Linked DNA regions of Homo sapiens: region 2 is linked to region 1. Evidence: chromatin loops called from intact Hi-C (ENCODE). Cell type or tissue: Caco-2. All regions are shown on one strand. Each heading gives the region's core, and the rest is flanking DNA. Links, peaks and the distances in the headings are about the cores only. Region 1 has its middle 890 kb from the start of LRRN3. Region 2 has its middle 1.0 Mb from the start of LRRN3.

Region 1 (12,076 bases), core at 1,404-9,403:
TAGTAGGTGTACATATTTATGGGTTGAGATCGTTTGATACAGGCCTGTAATGCATAATGACCACTTCAAAGTAAATGGGGTATCCATCACCTCAAGCATTTATCCTTCATGTTACAAACAATCCAATTATACTATTTTAGTTATTTTTAAGTGTGCAATTAAATTATTATTGACTATAGATACCCTTTTTTTCTATCAAATACTAGGTCTTATTCTATTTTTTTTTGTACCCGTTAACCTTTTCCACTCTCCCCCAAATTCCCATGTTGCCCTTCCCAGCCTCTGATAACCCTCCTTCTACTCTTTATCTTCATGAGTTCAATGGTCTTAATTTTTAGGACCCACAAGTGAATGAGAATGTGAAGTTTGTATTTCCATACCTGGCTTATTTCACTTAACATAATGATCTCCAGTTCCATCCATATTATTGCATAGGATAGGATCTCATTCTTTTTTTATGGCTGAATAGTATTCTATTATGTATATGTTCCACATTTTCTTTATCCATTCATTTTGTGATGGACATTAAGATTGCTTCCAAATCTTTGCTGTTGTTAATAATGCTGCAAAAAACATGGCCGTACACGTATCTCTTTGATATACTGATTTCCTTTGAGTATATACCCAGCAGTGTCATTGTCACATCATATAGTAACTCTATTTTTACTTTTTCGAGGAAGATTCAAACTGTTCTCCATAGTGGTTGTACTAGTTTATATTCCTGCCAACGGTGTACAGGGTTCCCTGCTCTCCACATCCTTTCCAGCATTTGTTACTGCTTGGTGTTTGGATAAAAGCCATTTAAACCGGGGTGACATGATATCTCATTGTAGTTTTGATTTGCATTTCTCTGATGATCAACGATGTTGAGCACCTTTTCATATACCTGTTTGCCATTTCTATATCTTCTTCTGAGAAACATCTATTTATATTATTTACCCATTTTAAATAAGATTATTAGATTATTTCTTACAAAGTTCTTTGAGCTCCTTATATATTCTGGTTATTAATCCCTTGTCAGATGGACAGTTTGCAAATGTTTTCTCCCATTTGTGAGTTGTTGTACCACTTTATTGATTGTATCCTTTGCTGTGCAGAAACTTTTTTTTTTTTTTTTTTTGAGATGGAGTCTCTCTCTGTCGCCCAGGCTGGAGTGCAGTGGCACCATCTGGGCTTACTGCAAGCTCCGCCTCCCAGGTTCACGCCATTCTGCTGCCTCAGCCTTCCGAGTAGCTGGGAATACAGGCACCTGCCACCACGCCCCGCTAATTTTTTGTATTTTTAGTAGCGACGGCGTTTCACCGTGTTAGCCAGGATGGTCTCGATCTCCTGACCTCGTGATCCACCCACCGCAGCCTCCCAAAGTGCTGGGATTACAGGCATGCGCCACCATGCCTGGCCACTGTGCAGGAACTTTTTAACTTTATGTGATCTCATTTGTTCATCTTTGCCTTGGTTGCGTATGCTTGTGGGGTATTTATTTACTAAAGAAATCTTTTCCAATCCAATGTCCTGGAGAGTTTCTCCAAGGTTTTCTGCTAGTAGTTTCATAGTTTGAGGTCTTAGATTTAAGTCTTTAATCCATTTTAACTTGATTTTTGTATGTGGCCAGAGATGGGGGTCTAGTTTCATTTTGCTGTGAATTTGGCTTGCTAGTATTTTGTTGAGAATTTTTCCATCAATAACAATCAGGGATTTTTGCCTGGAGTTTTCTTTTTTTTAATGTGTCATTCTCTGGCTTTGGTATCGAGATAACACTGGATTTGTAGAATGCATTTGGAAGTATTCCTTCCTCCTCTATTTTTTGGAATAGTTTGAGTAGTATTTGATATTAGTTTTTCTTCAAATGTTTCATAGAATTTAGCAGTGAAGCCATTGGGTTCCAGGCTTTTCTTTCTTGGAGGCTTTTAATTATGGCTTCAATTTTGGTGCTTGTTTTTAGTCTATCCAGGTTTTGGAGTTCTTCACGGTTCAATAATGGTAGGTTTTACGTGTCTATGAATTCATTCATTTCTTCTAGATTTTCCAATTTATGGGCATATAGTTGCTCATAAAAGCCAGTACTGATCATGTGAATTTCTGTGGTATCAGTTTTGATGTCTCCTTTTTCATATCTGATTTTATTGATTTGGGTCTTCTCTTTTTTTTTTCTTAGTCTGGCTAAATGTTGTCAATTTTGTCTATCTTTTCTAAAAACCAACTTTCATTTTGTGGATCTTTTGTATTGTTTTCTTTTCAGTTTCATCTAATTTTGCTCTAATATTTATTATTTCCTTTCTTCTACTAATTTTGGGTTTGGTTTGCTCTTGTTTTCTAGTTCTTTAAGAGGCATCCTTAAGTTATTTATTTCAAAATTTTCTTCTTCTTTGATGTAGCCCCTTATACCTATAAACTTCCCTCTTAGTACTGCATTCACTGTATCTCATAGGTTTTGATATGTTGTGTTTCCATTATTATTTGTTTCAAGAAATTTTTCAATTTACTTCTTAATTTCTCCATTCACTCACTATTCATTCAGGAGCATATTGTTTAACTTCAATGTATTTGTATAGTTTCCAAAATTCCTCTTCTTATTAATTTGTAGTTTTATTCCATTGTGGTCAGAGAAGGCGCTTGATATTACATCAATTTTGGGGACCTTTTAAGGCTTGTTTTTTGCTTTAACATATGGTCTATGCTTGAGAATGATCCATGTGCTAAGGAGAAGAATATGTATTCTGAAGCTATCGGAAAAAATGTTCTGTAACTATCTATTAGGTGCATTTGGTCTACAGCGCAGATTAAGTCTGATGTTTCTTTGTTCATTTTCTCTCTGGAAGATCTGTCCAATGGTGAAAATGAAGTGCTGAAGTCTCTAGCTACTATTGTACTGTAGTCTATCTCTCTCTTTAATAATATTTGCTTTATATATCAGTGTGCTCCAGTGTTGGATGCATAAATATATTTAAAATTATTATATCTTCTTGCTGAATTGATTCCTTTATCATTATATAGTGATCTTCTTTGTCTCTAATTATAGTTTTTGTCTTGAAATCTATTTTGTTTGATATAAGTATAGTGAATCCTGCTTTTTTTTTTTTTTTAGTTCCCACTACCATGATATATCTTTTTCCATGCCATTATTTTCAGTCTATGTGTGTCTTTATACATGAAGTATGCTTCTTGTAGGCAACAGATCATTAGGTGTGGTTTTTTAATCCATTCAGCTACTCTTTTTATTGAAGATTTTAGTCAATTTGCATTTCATGTTATTATTGATAAGTAAGTACTTATTCCTGTTATTTTGTTTATCGTTTTCTGGTAGGTTTGTGGTCTTCTCTTCCTGCTTTCCTTTTTCCTGTCTTTTGTTTTTTGTTTTTTTAGTGATGGTAATTTTCTCTGGTGGTATAATTTCTTGCTTTTTATATTTTGTGTATCCATTGTACATTTTTTGATTTGAGGTTACCATGAGACTTGCAAATGCTATCTTTTAGCCCACTATTTTAAACTCATGATGATTTGACACTGATTGCATAAACAAAGAAACAAGAAAAAAGTAATAGAAACTCAACACTTTAGCTTTGTCCCCTTTTTAACATTTTATCATTTCTGTTTATATCTTGTTCTGTGTATGTCTTGAAAAGCTGTATCTATTATCATCAGTTAATCTTTTAGTGTTTCTACTTATAATAAAAGTAGTTTACACACCACAATTACAGTGTTATAATGTTCTGTGTTTTTCTGTGTACTTACTATTACCAGTGAGTTTTGTATCTTCAGCTGATTTATTGCTCATTAATGTCCTCTTCTTTGTGACTGAAGAACTTCCTTTAAAGCATTTCTCGTAGGACAGATCTGGTTGAGGAAATTTCTTAGCTTTTGTTTCTCTGGAAAGTCTTTATTTCTCCTTCATGTTTAAATGATATTTTCACTGGATATACTCTTCTAGGGTAAAAGTTTTTTCCTTCAGTACTTTAAACATGTCATGCCACTCTCACCTAGCCTGTAAGATTTCCACTGCAAAGTCTGCTGCCAGACGTACTATAGCTCTATTGTATGATATTGGTTGCTTTTCTCTTGCCACTTTTAGAAGCATTTATTTTTCATTGATCTTTGAAAGTTTGATAATTAAATGCTTTGATGTAGTCTTTTGTGGGTTAAATCTGTTTGGTGTTCTATAACCTTTTCTACTTGAATATCAATATATTTCCTCAGGTTTGGGAAGTCCTCTGTGATTATCCCTTTGAATGAGATTTCTCCCCTTATCTTTTTCTCTATTTCCACTTTAAACCAATTGCTCTTAGATTTGTCCTTTTGAGGCGATTTCCTAGATCTCGTAGGTGTGCTTCATTCTTTTCTATTTCTTTGTGTTCTCTGACTGTATTTTCAAATAGTTTGTCTTCAAGCTCACTAATTCTTTCTGCTTGATAAATTCTGAATTAAGAGACTCTCATCCATTCTTACATATGTCAATTGCATTTTTAAATGCCAGAATTTCTGCTTGATTCTTCATTATTTCAATCTCCTTGTTAAATTTATCTAACAGAATTCTGAATTTCTTCTCTGTGTTATCTTGAGTTTGCTCAACACAGCTATTTTGAATTCTTGTCTAAAAGCACACATATTTCTGTTTCTCCAGGATTGTTTCCTGATTCCTTATTTATTTCATTTAGAGAGGTCATATTTTCCTGGATGGTCTTGATGTTTGTGGATGTTTGTCAGTGCCTGGGCATTAAAGAGCAGGTATTTATTTTAGTCCTTACAACCTGGGCTGGTTTGTACCCATCCTTAATGAGAAGACTTTCTAGGTATTTGAAGGAACTTGAGTTTTGTGATCTAAGTTGTATCTTCTTAAGGGGGTACCCCAAGCCTAGTAATGCTGTGGTTCTTGCAGACTAAAAGATATACTGCTTTAGTGGTCTTAGATAAGATCCAGAATAAGTCCTTGGATTACCAGGCAGAGATTTCAGTTCTCTTACTTTTCCCCAATGAATGGAGTTTCTCTCTTTGCAGTGATCCAAGCACCCCTGTGGCCACCAGCACTGGAACTGCACTGCCTTAGACATGAAACATAGCACTGGGTCTCACTTAAGGCCCACTGTAATAACTTTGTGGCTACCACCTATGTTCACTCAAGGTCCTAGCGCTCTACAATCAGAAGGTGGCAAAGCCAGCCATGCTTGTGTTCTTCCCTTCAGGATGGTGCATTTCCCTAGGCCCTGGGTCCAGAAGTGCGGTCTGGGAGCCAGAGACTAGAGTCAAAACACATAAAAATCTACTTGGTACTCCATACTACTGTGGCTAACCTGGCACTCCAACCAAAAGACAAAATCCTTCCCACTCTTTCCTCCCCTTTCCACAGAGGAGACTCACCCCATTTTACTCCTACCACAGACCCATGGGGAGTGCTGCACAGCTACTGCCACTGTTCACTTAAGACCCAAGGGCTCTTCAGTCAGCTTGTGGTGAATGCTGTCAGGCCTGAGACTCACCCTTCAGTGCAGTAGGCTCCCCTCAGGCCCAAGGCAGGTTCAGAAATGCCATCCAAGAGCTAAAGCCTCGAATCAGGGAACCTAAGAGCTCACTTGGTGCTCTACCTCTCTATGGCTGAGGTGCAAAACAAAGTCCCCTTTACTTTCCCCTCTGCTTTTCTCAAGTGGAAGGGGTCTTGCTTTGTAGCCACCACAACTAGGAATGTGATGAGTCTCACCTAAAGCCAGCAAGTCTCAGAGTCTCACCCAAAATCCTTAATGTAGTATCTGGGTATCACTGCTGTTTATTCGGAGCCCAAGGATGCTTTAGTCAGAAGGTGATGCATCCTGACAGGAATGGGTCCTTTTATTCAAGGCAGTGAGTTCCCTTCTGGCCCAGGGTGTGTCTAGAAATGTCATTTAAGAGCTAGAGCCTGGAATGGTTAGCGTCATGACTGCCCAGTGACCAGTCCTACTGTGGCTGAACTGGTATCCAAGCTGCGAGACAAGCCCTATTTATTCTTCCCTCTTCTCTCAAGGAGAAGGCAGGAGGCATTTTCCTTGCTGTGAGCTATGTTTCCTGGGGTTGGAGAGCAGTGGCACAAGCACTGCCTTCCCTACTCAGCCAATGTCTCACTAGGTTGTTGTGTCCCCCAAGTCCAGTAGCTCTAAGCTCATCACAGCACTGGGACTTGCCTAGGAGTTGCAGCCCTTGTGGCCTAGACTACCTTTCAAGTTTATTTAGAACCCCAAAGCACGTAGGCCTCTGTGGCAAGCCTTGGAGAATCTCAAGCTCTGACCAGTAGGATGGGCAATTCCCTGCTGGCTAAGGCTGATATAAGCACTCCCTCTATGGGTGGATGTCAGCTGAGTTCGGCCTGATTTTGCTTTCCACAGTGGCAGGACAGCACTGAGTTTCTACACAAAGTCTCACAATCTCTTCACTTTCCCTCCCGCAAGTGCACGGACTGTCTCCATACCAGGCAACCCCTGAGGGGACAGGGGAGGGGTGACATCTGCAATTTAAGACTGTCTTTCCTACCCTCTTCAGTGAATCATTCAGCAATATGAAGTTAAAACTGCCTACTGTCATGCTCACCCGATTCTTTGGTCCTTATGAAGGTGCTTTTTATGTGTAGAGACTTGTTAAATTTGGTGTTGCTGTAGGGGTTATGTTGAGTGGAGACTTCTGTTTGGCCATCTTGCTCCAACCCTCTCAGTTCTTACATCTTCTTACCCTGATAGGTGAATGTTATCTCATCCATGTGCGGGACGGATGCTTGCGTTGCAGTGCTTTTCTTTCAGTAGTTAGCAGATGTTTTTACACTGTGCTTTTCTCTTCTAGCATTAAAGAGAAGAAATCCCATGAAAGTTTACATTTTTTTCTTTGTGTGTAACTTTTTGTTTGAGAACTCATAAAAATTTTCTCTTTTTTTTTTGAATCAGAAACTTCAGGACGATTTGCCTAAATGTGTCTTTTTCCATCAGTCCTTCCTGGAACTTAGTAAACCCTTTCAATTAACAAACTAAAATAATTCTGCAAACCAGAGAAAACTGCCTTTTTCATTTCTTCAATTATTATAGTACTCCATTTATTGATTATTCTTCTTCTAAATTTCTATTATCTAACACTTTCTTAAGTCTCTAATCTTTTTCTTTATAATTTCAGTGACTTTGTATTTTTGCTCTGAAATCTTGGCTGTTTCTTCCGTTAGATCTTACAGGCCATTATACTGATCCTGAATAGTAATTATTCTATCCTCATCTTTCAAGATAATTTATAAATGTATTGTCATGGAAAATTCCAAAGTTGTACATAAATTAAAAGAATCCTAATAACACACCCTTTTCCATGTACCATTCATTACCTGTCTTCAGCAACTACCAGCAAATGGCCAATTTGATGTCATTTTTGTGTCAACCTACTACCTTCTAAGCCAATTGGATTATCTTCCAAAACATCCCAGACCTTATATCCTGTCACACATAAGTATTTCAGAATCTAAGGTAGTCTTATCTAAGGTAGTCTTTTATGCCATCTTATGCCTTTATGTGTCCAATTATTTTCTGTTAAAGTTCCTCATTTCTCCTCCATATTTTCCATTTTAACAAAAGCCAACTCTTCTGTGGGCTTTTTTTTCTTTGTATACACATGGTTCCAGTCACCCTGAGGTCAAGCTGCTGCAATGCTTTACCTTGTAGATATTGGGTATATTTAGTATTCCTCTTATCTGCAAGCTAAGGAGACAAAAATAACAAAACTTCTTAATCTGCTTCCTTTCCTTTTTCTCCTTGTTTGACTTCCTACTCTCTGCCTCTGGAAGCTGGCAAACTGACAGCTCATAAATCGTCATTCTCTGAAACCAGGAAGAAGCCTCTTTTCTCTTTCTTCAGCTGCAAATCAGTGGTCTGCATGTCTCAGAGTAAAGATGGGTTAAAGCCAACTGTTTCTCTACTGTGTAAATCCTTGGGGTCTAAGGAGACTAGCAGGTCTTCCTCCCATGACCACTTATGCAAGATAGAGCTACCCTAACTCTTATGGGTCAGTGAATCTACACAGGCCCCAAGACCCACAGAGTTCTGAAGTTTGCCTCAGAGCTTCATTCCCAGATTTAGTTAGGCCTAGAAGAGAACTGAGTCCTGAGCTCTAGTCCTATCCCTTATCAAAACCAAAAAGCCAATTGTTCCCACATATCTGCCATTCCCCACCTGCCTGCTAGCATTGATAGCTGTGCTGGTGGACAGATCAAAATTCATATTGGAGGGAGATAAGGGTATGCATTTGCACCACCCTTTCTCCAGAATTCCTCTTGTCCTTTATTCATGGTAGTATTTCTCAAATTGCATGAAATCCTTTGGGAGTTTGAAACATAATAAATACCTTGTGCCTATGAATCTGAACTTAAACATATATGTCTTTTTGGCCCATCAGAATATAACAATAATAATATGTGTTTTATACTGGACAACATGGAAATGTCATTTTTTCCCTAGATACAAAGTTATCAAGTCTTCACTCTATGCCACTTTTCTAAGATAGAAACTTTATAAGAAACAGGATAGGCTGGGAGTGGTGGCTCATGCCTGTAATCCCAGCACTTTGGGAGGTGGAGGTAGGTAGATCATCTGAGGTCAGGAGTTTGAGACTAGCCTGGCCAACATGGTGAAACCCTGTGTCTACTTAAAACACAAAAATCAGCCAGGCGTACTGGAGCACACCTGTAATCCCAGCTACTCAGGAGGCTGAGACAAGAGAATTGCTTGAACCTGGGAGGCAGAGATTGCCATGAGCCAAGATCGGGCCAAGATCCAGCCTGGACAACAATAGCAAAACTCTTGTCAAAAAAAAAAAAAAAAAAAAGAAAGAAAGAAAGAAAGAAAAAGAAAAGAGACAGGTTAAAGTATAAAATAAACCTCAGTTTCTGGCCTGGCCTCTGATTCTAAGAATGCTCACAATGTCTAAAAGGAGGCTTTTCTATGACTGATCACCTGCATATGGACCCCACGGGAAGATGACTTAGTCCAACACTGGAAAGACTTGAGTATTTGAAAACTATAGTATCATGAAATTCTGCAATTTTAGCATTTGGAAGGGTCTTAAAGATCATCTAATCTCTCTCTCGCTCTCTCTCCCACACACACAAACTTCTACACAACTTCTATTTTCTCCTCTAGACTAACAGAATTAGAATAATGTGATTTTTATGAAAGTGACTTATCCAAATTACCCAAAGGTCATCAATATGTGTTTTATAATGGACAACATGGAAATGTCATTTTCCCTAGATATAAACTTATCCAACTTGGTTTTCTGTTATGCTTGGTTAAAAATACATAATAAAATAACATTACATGTGTTTATATACACAAAGAAGTCCATCAAAAATATGTCTGGCAAAAATAAGTGTAATATATAAGGGAGGTAAATGTATGCTATAAGGAAAAAAAAACCCATAAAACTCATGTAGGCATTTTTTTAGTGTAAAAGAAAATAAATGGATGACACTATCTACTTGATAATATTTGAAACTGAAGTACCTAAATAAGCCGTAGAAAATCTGTATCTACTCACTTGAATTGCTATAATGCAATTTCTCAGAGGATTTATATTAGAATCAGATTGACCTTTATACCAATCAGAATATAATAGGTATGGGGAAACTACATTGAACCACACATTTCATTTTTGACTTTGCCAAAAATATGAAATCCATATTGTTTTTAAATAATAGAATTAAATGCATGTGAAATCACAACAAAATCTTAAAGAAAAAAAATTTTATCCTTAGCAAGACATATGTATTAAACTGAATGAACTACAAGGCACAGAAAGAACCATCCATTAAGTCAGGAAGATACAGTGGGTTCTTTCGGAAACAGAATTATGGCTGGGGAATCTGTGTGTGTGTGATAGGCATCTAACATTAGCCATTATTCTGTCATATCTACTTCATCAGTGAGTAAGAAATCTCATAATGTTGAATGAAATTGATCGCTGTTGTTCCTAGGATTCTGTATCAAAACTCTGATATGATATTCTTGCCAAACTACAAATCATCTCTTCAATGCCTCTTTCACAATGCAGTGTGGTGTATCTTCCAGGTTCTTTCAATGAACCAATCTGATGAATGCAAAATTGTAATCTGAAAATATAAAAACTATCTATACTAAGGTATACAGTTTTTAGAAGTAATAAAATATTTTATATCAAGTATATTACTTTTATGTGTTTGATAGGTAAGGGTTAAATATGGATATTAGTTTGTCAAATAATAATAAAATAAAATAGGTTCTCTCGTGTTAAATGCATTTTTAGGTTTCTAAGGACCCTTTAATATTAATGAAACATCGTCATCAAAAGATACATATTAATAGTTGAAATCATTTAATTTTTTTCTAATATTGCAAATAGACACTATGTCCCTTAAAAAACACATAAAACTTGGCTGGAAAAATATTGAAAACCAAAAAAAAATGCATGCCATTCCTACACATCCTATGAGGCACAGTTATTTTATCCCATAATCCATTACAACTGTACCAGTCTTTAAGACCATGGACAACCAGTGTTTAAGACCATGGACAACCAGTCTTTAAGACCATGGACAACCAGTCTTTAAGACCATGGACAACCAGTCTTTAAGACCATGGACAATTTTTTCTCATGAATCTGGGAAAGGGAAGAAAAGTGAAGCTAAGACAGAATTCTAATGCCTCCAACTGCACATAAAAGAGGGATATAAACAACAAAAGATTATGGCCACAAGGCACAATTATTTCACTATGGTATCAGGGGGTCATCGTATGAACCAATTCTAAAACACAACAAAGATTCTCATTTAAGAACAAAATCTTGGGCAAAGGAAATGCATAGAAATTTAACAACAAAGAAATCATAAAGACAAATGGCCACAATTAAACATTTAATTATATTTGTAATTAAAGAAATGCAAATAAAAACAAAAGAAAATTGCTATTTACCTTTCATATTAGCAAATATGAAAAGATTGAAAATACCCAGCATTATAGATGGCACAAAGCACTATCTATCCCACGTAGTATAAGAAAATAAGGTGCCTCTTATCCTAGAATTTTGTTACTAAAAATATATCTTAAGGAGACACATCAATAATTATACAAAGAATTTTAAGCAAGAATGTTCACAAAACATTTTTTAATAGCAGAACTTTGGAAACAACCTAAATTTCTATCAATTACGAATCTAACTATACAGAGGTATCTAAACTACATTTTAAAATGATTATGAATATTGTTTTTCCTGTAAGCCTTTAAATTTACTGCTTTCCATGTATAGATGTGCTCCCCCATACATCTATGTGCTCTCCCACATTTTCCAACACCCTTTTAGTTAAGCCAGATTATATGACTACTTATGGATCATCAGTGGTGACCAGAAGTGTTGGGTGATATTTCCGTGATGAAACATTTAACAGCCAGTACGCGACCCTCCATCACTCTCTGCCCTTGATCTAGAAACTGTATGTTCCAAATAGCAAGGCACATGTTGTCCAGATCATTGAGTCACTGCTTGGAAGATAGCTACTAGGTCCACGACAGACTTTATAAAATCAAGAAACAAACTTAAATGTGTCATTAGTGAGATTTAAGCATTTATGAGTTACTATCACAGAGACCAGCTGACTAATAAAAAGACATTTATAGCAAAAGTAGGATACTTTTGTAATAAAAAAAAAAGAAAATATGTGGCATTGGCTTAGTCATCAGATGGAAGGCAGTAGGAAAACAATTCCCAGACAGTAGTGAGATATTGATTTATGTTTGCAGTAACAAAACATTGGACAAAATTAAAGACTTGATAATTTGAAAGAGATAATGTATCTAATAAACTTGTACCTCTGGGTTCATGATCATGATTAAATGCAGCCAACAGTAAGGGTTAATTGTTAATTGACTGTGTATGACAAGATATCACAAGAAAACAATGAGCTCAGGATAGAATTAGTAAATGCACAATAAGAAATAAAAAGTAATTTGGGCTTTGCAAATTTGCAGAAGATATTTATCCTAGACCTTAAGAAGTGAAAATGAAATTAAAGGTGACTTTGAGTGACACAACAACTTGAATCCTGCATGAAGCTGGAACG
Region 2 (12,076 bases), core at 1,339-9,338, 110 kb before region 1:
TTTTTTCATCTTAAATATTCTTAGTCTTCTGAACCTCACATAGGCCTTGCTTTCTGTAATTTAGAATATTCAGCTGAACAGATTTAGTGACAGAATAGAAAGCATTGAATTGTTGTTTTAAATACACTAAAAAATTGTTATTGAATTAATTATATGGCTTGAATTTATAAAATACCACTCAAGGCAACAAAAAATTAAGTAATACTTCTAGTTTCTAATAAAATTTATTTTTAATTATTCCCCATTTGTTTATAAAAATATTCCCTCCATTATGCACTCTCATTATAATTTTATTGCCTCTCAGTTTAGAAAATGGTTTGATTCTTTTTCTTGACATCCCCAATACATACATTTATTACAGTGAAACTACCGAGGCATCACAGTGGAATTTTCTATTTCTTTTATTCTCCATCTCGCTTCTCTTGCTACATACACACACACACACACACACACACAGAGAGAGAGACACACATACACTTTCACTCTTTCACTCAACTAAAAACAGAAACAATCAGAAACAATAATTTTTTTGGAAAAATAAAAAAAATAAGATGAGACCAAGGTTTATTTTTTTCTCCTTAATTCCCTGTTGCCTCTCCTTATATGCAGTGTGGTTTGGGAAAATAAAACAAACAAAACAAAAACATGGGCTGAAGTCTCTGATAGATTTGGGTTCAACTTTCAGATATATTTTCAATGACATAGGCTTGGATACATTTAAAACTTTTTGGAATCTCAGTGTTCTCCTATGTAAAATGAGAATATGTGGTGATTTCATCTATTGATGCTTGTGAAGAATTGTCTGAGGTTCTCAACTTTTATGCTACAGTCCTCCTAACTCACAAGAGTGTAAATGCACATGGACTTCTGAAAGGAGAGTTAAAAAATTATTTCAAAACTCAAAAATGTTTTTGAGGTTTTACGTTTTCCATCAATATTGAAGAAGAAAACCTTAACATGTGGGGCCTCTCCGCTTTTCTGTCCGCTTTTTCTCACTTTATGATTATCCTCTTCTATGAGGAATAAAATAGCAGAATCGATGAAGAGTATTTTACTTGAAAAGTAATCAAAACAGAAGAAATATTATGCCACACCCTCACATGGAGGGCTGCACAATGAAGGATAAAAATGTTACAGGACACATATCATACACAACTTTGAATGGTATGAAAGAGAGTATTGGTAGAGATGTACATCGTGGAAACATAGTGGGATGGACAAGAAGCTTTTTTGAATTTTCAACCCCTTGGAGATTTAAGATGCTAGAGAATAGGAAAGAAGCAAAACTATTAAGAGTTGTAATGTATCAACATTGTAATGTGGTATTGAGTTGTGATGTTTAAAACATTACTATAAGACTCAACCAGTGTCATAACTTTAAAAGCATAATAAAATGCTTATGTATATTGTGGCACACTCTATTATATAACCATGTTTATTTTAATATTAAGGTGATATTTATTCTTATAAGTATTTGTGGAAAATTGATATCACAAGAAGTTGAGCATGCTTATACTATGATTTCAAGGGTCTAGTATTCCTGTTGGTGAAACATTTAATTAGCTATCTTACCTGCTTAGCACAGTACTTGCCACAGTGTGGTGGATTAGTCTATACAAGCATCTATTCTAAGTCACATTTATGATGGTTAATTTTATGTGTTACCTTGGCAGGGCCACAGTGCCCAGATACTTGGTCAAATATTATTCTGGATATTTCTATAAGGGTGTTTTCTAAGGAGATTAACATTTAAATCGGTGAAATTGAGTAGAGCAGATTGCCCTCCAGATGCAGGTGAGCCTCATCCAATCATTTGAAGGCCTGAATAGAAGAAAAAGACTGACCTCTCCTAACATTTCTACAGCAGATGGCCTTCATACTTGAACTGCAACATCACCTCCTCCTGGATATCCATGCTGCCAGCTCACTCTGCAGATTTTGGACCTGCCAGCCTCCATAGTCTCATGAGCGAATTCCTGAAAATAAATCTCTCTCTCTTCTTCTCTGTACACACCACACACACACACAAACACACACACGCACACACACACCCGCCATTGGTTCTATTTCTCTGGAGAACCCTGACCAATACAGCAATCAATGACAAAATCATTTACTATCCATTAGAAGACATTGATGCAGTGATCTCACCTAATTTTAAACACAGAACTGGAGTGAAATTAAGAACTATTGAGCACAATGAAATTAAAATTGAATGTTTCACGGACTGAAATGTGGGCACCCAAAATTCATATGTTGAAGTCCTAACCTGCAGTCCTTTAAAGAAATAATTAAGGTAAAATGTGGTCATGTGTGAAGCCCTCATCCAACATGGCTGATATCCTCATAAGAAGAGGAGATTAGGATGCTCACACACATAGAGAGATGATGTAAAGACAGCCATCTAACAAGCCAAAGTGAGATCCCTCAGAAAAAAATCAACTTTGCTGACAACTTGATCTTAAACTTCTAGTTTTCAAAAATGTGATAAAATAAATTTATGTTGTTGAAGCCACCCACTTCGTGGTACTTTGAATGACTGCCTGAGCAACCCAAACTCATTTTTGGTGGCAGAACAATTATTCCCTGATCCATATCACAGAACTCCATATCAAATTGATCAGCAAGAGATGCAGAAAATTGAGTAGATCCGTTAGCAAATAGTAGGTTCTAAGGCTTTTTAAGTGTGACATTTATTTGAGAAACAAGATATTTTAAAACATACAGTTTTAAAATTAAAGCATTAGATAACACTCCAACAATGTTATCACCTTCATAAGCACAAATTGCATGCAGCCTTCATTGCCTTCCCTTTCAAAGCATGGCTTGCCTTTGGACTGAGGTAGTCAGGCAAGGCTCCTATGAGAACAATAAAGAATAACCTGATCTTTATGATCTTCTATTTAAGGGATTGTTATTTATCAGCCAGTCCTGAGGCAGCCAGTCTTTTTCTCTTTAAGATGAAACAGTAAACAATTGAATCACTCTCCTGACAACTCTCCTAATACCAAAATATCTCTTGTTTTCCCTGGCTACCAGTCCTACTAGGTTTATAAAATGTTTTGAAGCATTTAAAAGCCTCACCTGAAGCATACAAGTTGCTCATTTGTTGAGTGTATCTAAGAAGATGAGTGATGCACCATTTAAAAAGTTTTACAGGAAGATTATTTAGTGAAACAGCTCTGAGTTTAAGAGTATCACACACACACACACGCAAAATCTCTCACAGGAGTGCAAGTTCTAAAATCAGATCTAAAACGTATTTAGTGAAAAGTTTTTGCCATGAGCTTTCAGCTTTCATTTTATTTTATATGAAGTACATGATCAATCTTAGAAAAACTTTGTTATCCGTTTTCTTCCAGAAGCTAACTACTAATTGTTGCTTTAAAAAATTACCGCCAGTGCTCAACATCTATAATATTTGTTTTTTTTGTGTGTGAACTTTCTGAGTTTTTCTATTAAATCACTTTATAGAGTTAACGTGACTTAAGATTGTGGAATAATATGTATCAATTAATCCTGTATGACATTTATAATTAAATCCAATATAATTTTATCATATCTTGTATGATTTCAAATAAAATCCTGTGAGTAAAAATTATGGCTTTTACCTTTAATTTTGCAACAAATAAATAATTTCACAATAAAGATTTATTTATCTAAGTACTCTCTTCAATTCCTATTGACTTGATAGAAGCCAAACACTTGGCACCACTAGTTTTAAAAATTATTTTAAATTAGTTATAAAAATTAATTCTTCAAATAAGATATTTGATTAATATATTTCTAAGAAGACCACTAGTCCCATGAAGTCTCACCTTGTTGACTTCCACCAGAACAAAACCTGTTAATTCAGCTTGACTTCTGATATGTGTTCTTTGTTCAAGCTCCTGTGGGCAACTAAATTGTTTTAAGAAAACAATATTTCTGTTCATATTAATTCACTTGCCAGACTCCAATTCTGAAAGTTGTCTAGTTCTTCCTTCATCACATGTGCTTCTCATCGAAACCCTTGTTTCAGGATGGATCAAGTGATGTTACAGCTCATGTTCCTTAGACCTGATTTGTTTTGATGTTTTATTGCTTTTCCTTTTAATTTTTGTTTGAATGAGAAAAGTTTAATACCACAGGTGTCCAGAATTAAAAAATAATAATAATTCTGTAAAATGAATGCTGCTAGTGCAGACATTCTGTTTGAAGAAGCCACAATAAAGACGAAGTAAGTATCCACTTATTTTTCCACAATTCAACCAGAGGCAAGGAAAAAAATAAAAATGCAGACCCCCCAGTGTCAAGGAAATCGGGAGATCAAACTCTGAAGCACAATGTATATGCAAAGGGAGTCAACTGCAGTGGAGACAGTACATGAATGTGAAACAAAAGCAGAGAAAGAATTAACACTTGCAGACATCAGAAAGATTTAGGAGGCCAGGGGTGGTGGGTCAAGCCTGCAATCCCAGCACTTTGGGAGGCCGAGGCGGGCGGATCACGAGGTCAGGTGATCGAGACCATCCTGGCTAACACGGTGAAACCCCGTCTCTACTAAAAATACAAAAAATTAGCCGGGCGTGGTGGCGGGCGCCTGCAGTCTCAGCTACTGGGGAGGCTGAGGCAGGAGAATGGCGTGAACCCGGAAGGCAGAGCTTGCAGTGAGCAGAGATCGCGCCACTGCACTCCAGCCTGGACGACAAAGCGAGACTCTGTCTCAAAAAAAAAAAAAAAAAAAAAAAAAGAGGAAATAATACCTTTCCAAAGTCGAGTACAAACCAAAGTGCAAAATAAAATCCCTCTGTCTATCATAGCAGAAATAACCATAAGTTGGGGACAGGAAAGTCTCTGGAATTACTTGGCTCTTTGAAGCAAAGTGACAGGCTGATCCAGCAACAGACTTAGCATAGATTGCAGGAAAAAGCTCTCCCACAAGGGGTCAGAAGAGAGAATGTCAAACTGTTTCCAACACTAAACCGATTGGCCAAAGAGAAATAAATGCTGAAAATAAATCTCAAACAAAATATTAATATGTCAAAAAAACCCTCATAATAGACTGGAACACAGCCTGAGACCCCCTTCTCCATCAAATACTCACGATTTAAATATGAGTAACCAGTATAAGCACAGGATCTCTATGAAAGATTGTATGCAAAAAGGATGGGAACAGGATATCAAATGACCAATCAGAACATGTTGCCATGCGGGCGCAGTGGTCACGACTGTAACCCCAGCACTTCTGGGAGGCCGAGGCAGATGGATCACCTGAGGTCAGGAGTTCAAGACCAGTCTGGCCAACATGGTGAAACGCCATCACTACTAAAAGTGCAAAAAATTAGCTGGGTATAGTGGCGCACACCTGTAGTTCCAGCTACTCAGGAGGCTGAGGCAAGAGAATTGCTTGAACTGGGGAATCGGAGGTTACAGTGAGTCGAGATTACGCCATTGTACCCCAGCCTGTGCGACAAGAGTGAAACTCCATCTCAAAAAAAAAAAAGTTGCTGCCATGCTGAACACAAAAATAATGCCAATTATCCCACAAGTTATATATTTTAAATTCAACAAAATCACATTTTCTAACAAAAACCAGAGGACAAAGCAGGGATATGAGTTCTCAGTGAAAAGAAGGCAATATGAAAATCAGGAGATGAAATGCTCAAATATCATCTTATCAATAGGGTGCTCTGATGTTTTTGGTATTAGGGTTCTCTAGAGGGATAGAACTAATAGGATAGATGTATATGTAAAGGGGAGTTTATTTAGCAGTACTGACTCACATGATCATAAGGTGAGGTCCCACAACAGGCTGTCTGCAAGCTGAGGAGCAAGGAAGCCAGTACGAGTCCCAAAGCTGAAGAAGCTGGAGTGTGATGTTTGATGGCAGGAAACATCCAGCATGGGAGAAAGATGTAGGCTGGGAGGCTAAGCCAGTCTAGTCTTTTCACATTTTTCTGCCTGCTTTATATACTGGCCATGCTGGCAGCTGATTAGATGGTGCCCACTAAGATTAAGGGTGGGTCTGCCTTTCCCAGCCCACTGACTCAAATGTTAATCTCCTTTGGCAACACCCTCACAGATGCACTCAGGATCAATACTTTGTATCCTTCAATCCAATCAAGTTGACACTCAGCATTAACCATCACACTTCTTAATTCATAAAATACCCTCACAGCACTCTCTCTCATTACATTGTTTTTTTCCAATAACATTTAATTTAATGATGTTCTCTCCCCATTATAATATCAGCTCCATGAGAGCAGGGATTTGCCTAAATGATGTTTATGTAATATCAAGGCCTAGTAGGTGCCTGGCACAAAGTATGTCCTCAATAAGTATTCATTAAATAGATGATTAATACATGAACTGACAGCTCAATAAAGAAGTAGAAGAAAAAGTAGAACCACCGTATCAATGAAAGTTCAATCGAGAGGAGCATTAAAGAGAATTAACAGAGCTGAAAACTGAAGTAAGATAAACAGTAGTTAGAAATAAGAGAAAAGAAAATAATTAAATTCATATAAATAATTTGGAAAGATGTGAAGAATAGTTAGATATAGCAGAAAGAAAAGCCAATGTACTCATAATCATTACTGTGATATTACCATATTAATGATAAAACTCACAGTTTCAATTAAAGAAAATGTCCCAGATATAAAAGAAAAGATTAATCTATAGAATAAAAAGAATAATCTATGTCTCAGAAAAAAAAAATGTAGCCCAACCAACTCCATTCCAGGGTATGCATAGAAAATTATATGGACTTTAAAAACAATAATCTTTTGGGCAGTAAGGCAAAAAGTAAGGTATTTGAAGTCTTGCTAGCCTCAAGACTCACTACTGAAATATTCAATGAGGAAGAAAATGGAGCAAAATTCATGAAGTACTTAAAGAGTCTTTCATTAGTTTTCATACTTTTATGAAAAGTCATACGTTTATGACTAAAAATAATTACACTAAACCAAATTGTCAGTCATATAACACAACCAACAATAAATGATTTTTGAATGTACAAAGACTCAGGAAACATCATCCCTATTAACTTCTAGAAAAACCTAACAGGGATCAAATTCACCCAACCAAAATATGAATAGAAAAGCCTATGGCAGACAGATGGGCATTAAAAATTAAATCTCCTGAACTCTAAAATAAGATAAAAATGAGGACTTCCATTTCTGCCTTTGACGGAATCATAGACTAAGACTGGACATGCTCTCCTGCCACATACACAAAAATAAAACTGGACAAACTGTGAGATGACAGTTTTCAATCACTGGACAACAGGAACCACAGGACTGATCCCTGAGAAGAGCAGCACAGAAGCACAGTGAGGTAGAAGCCAAGCAGAACACAGTAGTCCCACTGAACTTAGAGGCACAAATTGGAGTCTGGACTGCAGAAGTGACTGCAATTTGGGGGCAGAGTCTTGAGAGGAGGATCCCTAAGGGTGGAAGTGAAGGGCATACATCTATGTTAGGATTGCACACATATTATTGGCTGAGGACTTGTCTGCAAATATTAAACACAAGACTCCACAAAGCCTGTCAGAGAGAAGCTGCTACCAAGTTAAGAGCATAACAGAAATAGTGAAGGGTGCTTGGTGATAGGAGATGTTTAGGTTTCAGCTTGAGAATGAAAGGATCTTTTTTCTTTTTCACAAGATATTAAAGCAAAGAAAGATGACCTGGTCAAATCCCCTTGCAAACCTGCTAATAAGATTATCTCCTGAAAAGCGGAGTATGAGAGTCCTTATCTGTAGAATGCATTTAGCAGGATGTACCTGGAATATACTAGGCTTGCTTAGAGAAAACAATCCCGAAGTGTGTGGATTGATGGGAGATGACTTCTTGTAATAATGTTACTTAAGTTATGTAATTACTAGTGAACAAAATGAAGATGTTTAATGACCAAATTAATTTCCTTTTGTGTAAGTGGCACCCTTCATGCATAACTTAGAGACTTCAAGGACTAAATCTGACCCAGAATGTATCCTAATGCACCATGAATCTGAAGAACAGCATTAGCATTCTGGATGTCTCTCTTCTCTTTTCTGCAAGTACTTGTATCCTTGAAATGATTAAAACAGTTTAATACCAGATAAAATCTCTGATCTATGTGGATATGATTCAACAGTCCACTTTTTGTATTAACTCCTACTGGCACAGTAAACAGAAGTTTCTTTCAGTCTCAAGGATCATAATGGCCAGGCATTAATGGAAAAAAAAAGAAAGAAGGGATTAAAAAAAATGAGGATTTGATCCTAGGTATACTAGCTATTCTTTGTTTAAAGTAAAAATATCCTTTGAGGCAAAATATTTGGACAAACCTTTCCAATAGAATTTTGGGGAAATTAAGACAGAAACACGAAAGTGGCTTTTCAGATATTCAGAGAGTATTAGGTAGAAGAGAAATTAGTGGAAATTTCTATTCCCTGCCTTTTGCTAGTTACTCAGGTAAAAGCCAGACCTCAAAAATCTGAAGCTGCAGTAGTGGGCAAAATAGCATTAAAGGCAGTTTTTCCTGTTCCTAGAAAGTTGTCTCGTGCTTCAGTGGCCAGTTGGAAAGATGTTACCTTCACTCACAAGGTAAATTAAGACCATTAATCAATCAGAAAACAATGCAGGTGGCAGGATCCCCAGCCCAATGACCACAAAATCCCAAAAGTATACTGAAAAATGTTAGGTTACTTTATAAAGGAATATCAGCAGAAACTTGGTTAACAATTATTGGCACAAGTACTTAGAATTAATGATCTGAAGAAATATCACAGATCCTAAAGACTCATAAGTAGGATAAATCATATGAATTAATAATTAAACATCAAGCATCAAGTGGCAACAAACTTCTGTCAGCTGATGCTTTTGACAGTGTGACAATTAACTTGCTGCAGTGGGTGAAGTCAGTAGTTTTGCAGACCAACCTGAAAAAGTTAAGACCTACTCTATCATCAATTCAGCAATGGAGAACTCTTTCCAAAGTAGTAAGAATAGCATGAGTGCAGGTGACCCTAAACTACCTTTATGGTTATCAGAGGGACTTACCTAACTCAATGCCTTCACTGCTGACTATGGTAGATGCTATAATAGTTAGATCCCCAGAGCTAGCTAAATTCATGAAAGAAGTAAGCATATGAGTGCATAGCTATGCACCAGTAGGAAAAGAGAGGATATAACTAACGTGACAAACAACTTCACTCAGTGTCAATGGGGAAGAAATCACTTAAAAATGACTATGGAACAAATTTCTCATGATCAAGGGGGATGGCATAACTGGCAAGTGAATTATATTGGTCCTCTACTAGCAGGTTCAAGTGGGCTGCAAATTGGAGTTAGCAAGGATTGCCACTACTCTACACTTTGGTTACAAAACAGAAACAATCTCAGAGAATATTGTCCAGTGGTATGTATTAATGTTGATGACAATGTATAATTTATTACTACCAATGTACAAAATTGGGCAAGGAAACATTACACAAACATATCACATTCAGTTTCATCCACAGAGCAGTGGTTTCACTGAAAATTAAAATGGGAAATTGTAAAACCAGTTATGAATGAAATCTGGTGGTAGAAAAGATTTAAAGGTTTGGCTTCATTGTTTAAATAACTGAGTCATTAGGTTGAATATAAAAGAAAGTAAGGTAGGGACTCCACTAAGATTTCTAAAATTAGGTAAAGAGAATGAGGAAACTGGGGAAAATGTAACTGCACAACTTTACTTCCAAAATTCACTAATTTTTGCTTGGCTTTTCCTGTTACAGTGTGCCCAAGGAAGATGATATAAACGGTCAAGATACAATACTAATAACATAAAATTTGACAGCAAATTTTCATAAAGTACCTTACAATGCGTTATAACTTTACTCTCTTCACCAAATTAAGACTAATTGTGAATTCAGTTTATTCCCATAAGTAATATGTAATATTTAGATCATCAGATTTAATATTGGCCCAATAGTGAGTGAAGGTGTTATAGTTTTCTGAAACTGTAAAGCCCTATGGTTAAATATTATATTAAGCCAGGCAACCCAACCATTGCAGAATTAGTGCATATCAAATGGAAACAGGATATTGCAGCAAACAGAAGAAACACTTGTAAGTGGATCATAATTTTAAAACACAACAGTACCACACTATTTCTATGAGAATGTCCCAGAGCAAGAAAATAATACTCTTAGCTATCTCTCAGATCCAGCACCAACTAATGGCCAAGCTGGAAAGAAGAAGAATACCAGATCTGTTTTCCTCAGAGAAAGTGATCTGGACTTTTTCTAATTAATGTATTTGCCAAAAAAAAAAAATCATCTGAAATATTTGGGGAAAATTAATGAGTGCATAATTTCACTAACTCAACTCACTGGTAGCCAACTATAGCAATCATTAGGCTAATATTTTACATAAGCTATATTTTTCATTAGGATTATTTTTACAGATGACCTAGAGAGATATTACCATTGAATCATACAGGGTGGTGAATGTTGAAGAGCAGAGTTTCTGTTCTTAATCAAGTCATAAATTACAATGATATGTTGCCAAGACAGTAGCCTGCTGATGATAGGAAGCAGATTGCTGCAGCCTGCTCAATATATCAGAGCTTGAGCTTCTCCTTTTCATACGTCATATGTAGAGAAGAATGGAACTTAAGGAAAGTGTAAATGTTACCAAGCAATCCTCAAAGAAGGTGATATTATTAATAACTCCTCTCTGGAGATACGAACAACATTTATTGGAAGTTTTATGGCAACTCAGATAGAGATTTTTTTTATTACATTCTCATGGAAATAGGGTGTTTTGGAATTATGATCCACTTGTAACTGCTTCTTCTGTTTGCTTAAATATCCTGTTTTCATAAATATACATCTATCTGGTTGATGTTTTGATGAAACATACAATATTTTGTGGTGCATGCACACTATTTTCTCAAACTGACAAATCTTGTAAAGGTCCAATGGCAGCAATCTATATGACTTTATTAACACCTGCCTTGGCATGCCAGAAATTCTGTAGGCATTTTAGGAATTGGACTTGGGATAATGCTTCTTGCTGAGTTAGGGTGAACTAACTAATGCAACTGGAGCCTTAAAACCATAAGTCAGCATAGAAAATTCAGTTTCCACTCCAACATGTAAACAAACTGAAAGTCATCTTTTTCGTACTTACAAAGAGAAAAAAAATCTGAACAGACTAAAAAAATCAATGGCATTTATTGGGTCCTTCTAAGAATTGAGGTTTCAGGGAAAACTGCCTCCATGAAATCTGAAAAACAGGTGAATACAGAGAATCACTGCTGAGATCAGCTTACTATATGCAGAAACTGCTGGAGCCATAAACTAGTAGGAACACTTAAGTAACAACTATGATAAACTGCTGGAGGATAAATGTGGATGATGAAGAGAGCATGAAAGTTTACAGGGAATCAGTCACATACAGACCCCTAATCTTTGAGGGACTTTTCCTTGGGAAACTCATCAGATTCTCACAGTAAAAAGCCAATGAAAATCCTCATGTCATTCTTGCAGGGGTAGGGGAAAAGTAATCATTTTGAAATATACCCAGTGTTCTCTGTAACAAAGACCTACTCATCATGGGAAAACACATTACTAGAGCCATATTCAACATGGGAGAAGGGAAGTTACCCACTCCAACTCCTAGCCTTCCTGTTTCACCTAAGTAAGTGGTGGAGGGTGCGGGGTAAGAGGGAATGGGGATAAAAGTTAAGAAACACTTGCAAAGGTCACAACCTAGGAACTGACCACTAAGAGACTGAGAATAAAACATAGGATTATAGAACTCTTTCCCTCCCTTTCTCATATTACCACCACATCAGAAAAGCCCTTGTACGACAGCAAGTAATTATAACTGAAAGAACTGCCAGGTGCAAACTTCATTTAAGGAGTTGCTGGGGAGATGCAGAAACAATAGAAGAATAAAAACAAAAACACTGGAGAGATCTTAACCTCTGGTGCTTACAGCTATATAGGAAACATTGAACACAGTCCAACTTTTAGCCAAATTAACATAAAAATTTATACAAAAACATTATTTGCCTATATAAAAAAGCGTATTTACCTCAGTCCCTATTACCTGATGCA

Evidence for each region. Hi-C counts contacts between places; a loop is a spot of excess contacts. Peaks named below come from ENCODE experiments on the same cell type or tissue, not always from the same donor. Only the 100,000 strongest peaks of a DNase experiment are listed, where the experiment ranks them.
Region 2: it touches region 1 in a loop (14-fold over the local background); 3 of 110 quality-filtered maps call a loop at or near these places.

Annotation. Positions count from the first base shown.
Region 1 is chr7:110,198,436-110,210,511 of GRCh38, forward strand. No RefSeq gene overlaps it. Among named protein-coding and RNA genes, the nearest start is that of LRRN3, 890 kb to the right of the region's middle. In Caco-2, for the core only: no CTCF peak of the experiment used is centred there; a DNase peak (open chromatin) is centred at 6,306.
Region 2 is chr7:110,085,392-110,097,467 of GRCh38, forward strand. No RefSeq gene overlaps it. Among named protein-coding and RNA genes, the nearest start is that of LRRN3, 1.0 Mb to the right of the region's middle. In Caco-2, for the core only: a CTCF peak has its summit at 4,914 (motif pointing right); no DNase peak of the experiment used is centred there.